Regions from separate parts of the Mus musculus genome. Here region 2 is linked to region 1. A link is a loop called in an ENCODE intact Hi-C map of the cell type or tissue named here. Cell type or tissue: gastrocnemius. All regions are shown on one strand.

Evidence for each region. A loop is a pair of places that touch in the nucleus more often than their neighbours do. Peaks named below come from ENCODE experiments on the same cell type or tissue, not always from the same donor. Only the 100,000 strongest peaks of a DNase experiment are listed, where the experiment ranks them.
Region 2: a loop joins it to region 1, with 5 times the contacts of the local background. A loop is called at or near these places in 23 of 42 quality-filtered maps.

Annotation. Positions count from the first base shown.
Region 1 is chr17:83,631,974-83,634,473 of GRCm38, forward strand. It overlaps a transcript of Kcng3 not described here. Among named protein-coding and RNA genes, the nearest start is that of Kcng3, 1.3 kb to the left of the region's middle. In gastrocnemius, a CTCF peak has its summit at 1,068 (motif pointing right); DNase peaks (open chromatin) are centred at 569, 801 and 1,054; H3K4me3 peaks cover 1,662 bases.
Region 2 is chr17:83,270,311-83,272,810 of GRCm38, forward strand. No RefSeq gene overlaps it. Among named protein-coding and RNA genes, the nearest start is that of Gm24240, 1.6 kb to the left of the region's middle. In gastrocnemius, a CTCF peak has its summit at 1,370 (motif pointing right); DNase peaks (open chromatin) are centred at 1,387 and 1,713.

The DNA of each region.
Region 1 (2,500 bases):
CCGCCGGCTCCGCGCGCTCCGCTCCCTCCGCGCGCACCTCCTTGCCCGCCCGCGCCCGCACCTCCCGGCTCGCTCCGGCTGGGATTCCCCGGCGCCCCGCCCCGGACCTCGGGCTCCCCGCCTCGTGACGCCGTGCGCCCCCGCCCGCAGTGGCCGGGAGGGGTGCGCAGGGCGTGATGCGAGCTGCGGGGAGCCCCGGGGCCATCCGGATGATGGACACACCTCCCCCAGGCTCCTTTAAAGAGTCCCCCGAAGGGAGGAGACAGGAGGGAAGGAGGGGTGCTGAGGTGAGGACCAAGGTGCGAGGTTTGAAGTAGGGAGCAGACGGCGTCTGGATGAGCCTTTGCCAGAGACTGTTGGAAACCCTGGTCGGCTTCTAAGGCCGCCCCAAAGGATTTCTCAAAGCAGGCAACCCAGTCGCGGCTTTGCCTGCAGACTTTGCGCTTCCTCTCCGCGCGTGGGGCACCCCACGTGCCGTGCGCTCCGAAGGCGGCCGCGCACCAAGCTCTCCCCACCCCCTGCTCCCTGAGGGATGCCATGGGCCAACGGACTCGCCCTAGTCCCCCATCTTTCCCAGCCTTGGGGTCCTAAGAAGGCGCCTACACCGCTCTCACGATGCCTCCGGTGGAGTCGGGTAGCAGTCTGGAGAGAATTTTCTTTCACTGGCAAGACCAGAATGTCTTATTGCCTCGATCTTGCATTCTCCTTTTCATGCTATCTCGATGTCCACTCCTTCCCTCCCCGTAGCACCCCCGTGCGACTGCGGCACCGGCCTTCAAATGCAGAGGCAGGGTTAAGGCTTGGTGGAGTGGGGTTCGACTTGGCAGGCATTATTTTAAACAGCAGTTTACACATCCGACACCGGCAACCCAGCCCGTCAAAGGCAAGAAACAGGTGAGTTATATATAAGGGAGACGGCGTTAGATGCAAAACAAACCCTGGAAATAAAAATGAATAGGGAGGGTGGAGGGGTGAGATGGGCTCCTGTGACCATGGAGTACCTGGGGAAGGGTTTTGCTTTCCCCCTCCACTTTCCTAATTTTGTAGGACTGCCCCGTGCCCGCTAGAGGTCACCATAAGGAGTCATTTGCTCTGCTTCTCGGATAGATGTTAGTGAAAACAGCCGCCTGCAAATTTGAGTTCTCTTTCTGACAAAGTCACCCTGGGTGGTTCTTAGAGAATGAAAATCTCCATAAGCTGTTTATCCCTAGACTTGGATCATTTTTTTTTAAGCACTTAATGTGATTAAAAGCTCAAAAACAAGAGTTATTTATCTGCTAAGTAGCTACTAAGCAAGGAAAACATCCTGAAGGAAGTGAATTCAATACGGAATGGAAGGAGGTGCTGGCAGAAGGAGCCAGGGACTCCGGGGGAGCAAATGCCAGATGTGAAAGATTAGCGACTGTAAAGAAAGCTAATGCATTTGTCTGGCTGGAACAACGGGAGTTCTAAGACCTGTGTCCATGCCGGGCTATCTGCAATGGGATCCCTGAAGCTTTAATAACAGAAGTGGCTAGATGAAAGCCTTAGTTTAGGAAGACGCTCTGCCCCGTGGGTTATTCTAAGGAAAAGGCTCTTTCAGCAAGCCAGGAATAGAAGCCCTAACCTCGTGTCAGTAAAAATGAAAGCCAGTTATGAGAAACCCAGCCCAGTATCTAGCAGGTCTTAGTAATGGATAGGACACAGTGACCAGAGGAATAAATAAATAAATAAATAAATAAATAAATAAAAGCAGGTGAGAACCAGCTACCAGCCTGGCTTCACACCAGCAAGAGCCAATTCACCAGCAAGTTGTTAAAAATATTCTAAAAGCAACAAGCAACAGAACAGCCATTGTGTTGGTGATTTGAACATTACTATATTTATTTCCTGTGTTCTCTATGCAAAAAAAAAAAAAAAAACCCTTTGCAGTCTGCTGTTGGAAGCATTTAGAGAAATATCTCTTTTTAAATTAAATTTGAACTTAGAAAACAGATTATTTGGTGACAATGCAGCGTAGGCTTCATAAGTTATATTTTCATATTTATCGGCTAGATAGGTTTAAATCATTTTCTTTGTTTCTAACGTAACACTCTTAGTTGATTGTGATATCATCAACCCAACAGCAACACCCGAATCATTTTCTTAAAGTATACAGAGACATGCAGAAATGATAGCTTTGTCTCGGTATAACCTGGCTTAGAGAACATTCTTACAAACAATCCTATGCCACTGTGTTCTGAGAGGACGCCTACAGGGGAATTATTACACCCGGGTTCTCTTCTGGGTTCAGGACAGTATCTGGAGGTGTCTTATCTAAATCCTTAGTACGAATTAACATTTAAAAAGCATCAGGAAGGATTTGAGCTTGAGAGAAGGTAGGTTTGTTTGTTTGTTTGTTTGTTTGCTTTTTGTTTTTCATTCTCTATGTGTCAACCCATTTCAGAGAGGTGGAACAAAGGCTTGTGGCAGATGTGGCTGGAACTTGCTAGAGACACTCTAACCACAGCAGCACGGCAGA
Region 2 (2,500 bases), 360 kb before region 1:
AGGCACTGTTTTGGTGGGGAGTTGTTTGTTTTGAGGGTTTTGTTTTTCTTTTCTTAAGAAAAATGTCATGTAGGTTGTCTAAAAATAAAATGCATTTAATTTTTTTTTTTAAGTGACACACACTTTTAATCCTAACAATTAGGAGACTGGGGCAGACGGACTTCGAACTTGAGTCTAACCTGGGCTGCATAGGGAGACTGTCTCCAAATGAGCAGGCACTGGGGATGAGGCTCCCTGACAGAACACCCGCTTAGTGCACACTACAGACGCTCACACAAGAAAAGGAAGCAGGGATGAACCATTGATGGCTGTTTAAAAAATATTTCTAGAAGACTTCAATGCATAGCCAACATTGAGTCTGACCCGAGGTCTTGAGCCTGCAGATCTTTATGGGACTTGGGTTTTTACTAAGGCATTTGGATTAGAGTTAAACAGAGGTTAAAGGCCACTGAAGGTATTTAAGCATAGAAAAGACACTTGATTAGATTTGAGTTTTAAAAGATTCCCTAGAGGCTGGAAAGAAGGATCCGTTGTCAAGAGCACAAGTTGCTCTTGCAGAGGAACTAGGTTTAAGCCCCAGCATCCATGCGGTCATTCCCAACCATCCGTAATTCCAGTTCTAATGGATCGAAAAGCCTTACCTCCTTGGGCACTGAGTAAGTACCTGGAGTGTAGACATACATGCAGACAAACGCATAAAATAAAATAAAAAAACCTTTAAAAACTTATTTTAGAAATAAAAATAAAGGACTCCCCCAAGAGCCGAGGATGCAATTTGGTCAGCAAAGAAGTCTGGCACGTGTGTGTCTCACTGAGTCCCATTCTGCACGTTACTATTTGCTTGCTTGCTTCTTTGGTGTGCCAGCCAGTGGCTAAAGCCAAAAATGCTGAGCTCAGGCAAGCTAAGCTAGTGCTCTGCCACAGTGGAATTTCCAAGCCATATATATATGTGTATGTATATATATATACATATATATGTATGTATATATACATACATATATATGTATGTATATATATATACACACACATATATATGCTTTAATAATTGATTTATTTTTAAGATTTATTTATCTATATTCTGTGTGTATGTGTGTTGCATGAATATATATATTCATACAGGCAACACATACACACAGAATATATACATATATACACTCCCCATATAGGTTTAGTGTCCATGAAGTTAGATGAGAGTCTTGATCCCTCCAGGAACTGGAGTTACAGACATCTAATGAGCTGCTGTGTGGGTTCTGAGTCCTTTGGAAGAACAGCCAGTGCTCTTAACCACTGAGCCATCACTTCAGCCCCAATATTTGGTTTCTCTGTGTGAACAGTCATGCAAAACTCAGTGTGATTATATCTGTCCATTGCCAGCAGGTGGCGCCACAAAATCACACCTAGCAAGGAAAATGCTACCCTCTTCCAACAAAGCCGCATCACAGACCTTGCTAGGCTTTAGAGAATGATCCTCAGACCTTACAGGGGCTGGGGGCGTGGGGGGTGTCATCTATCTCAGGTATAAGCATTGTTTGCCACTGTATCATCTTTCCCAACATAATCCCTCACAAATTAAAGGTAGAAAAATGCAGTGGCTGGGGATATGGTTTAAATCAATAAAGTGTGCCACGTAAACAAATACACAACAGCCAAGTGAAAGGCTAGGCATGGAACACACTTGTATAATTCAGTGCTGAGACAAGCCGACCCCCTGGTGCTCTCTGGGCAGCCAGTGTTGCCAAAGTGGCACAGTCTGGATTTAGTGAGACCCAGTCTCAAAAACTAAGGCGGAGGGGCTGAAGCCAAGGCTCGACGGGTAAACTCCCAGTTACTGCTCTTAAAGATGATCCAGACTTGGTTCCTGTCACCCACATGGAAGTTCACAATGGTTTGTAACTCCAGCTTCAGGGGTTCCATTACCGTCTTCAGAGCCCTTTGAGGGTACCAGGCATGCATATCATACATACATACACACATACATACATACATACACACACACATATACATACATATACACACACACATACATACACATAACACATATACACACATACACACACATATGTGTATACACACACACACACACACATATATATATATATATATATATATACACACACACATACATACATACAGGCAAAACACTCATATACATAAAATAAAAATAAGTAAATCTTTTAAAAAAAAATAAGGTGGAAAGTGAAAAATAAAGACACACCTGACAGCAACCTCTGGCCTCCATGTGCACACACCACATACAGGTACAGCACACACCCATGCATTGCTCGATTACTCACATAAGTGTGTGTGAGCACACACATACACACACACACACACACACACACACACACACGATAGATAGATAGATAGATAGATAGATAGATAGATAGATAGATCGATAGATAGATAGACAGACGGTCTCTATGGGAGACACAGAAGACAAAAGGACCCAGAGAAAATGAGAAGTAGAAAGGCTGGCTCAGGAAGTGGATTTCACAGTCCC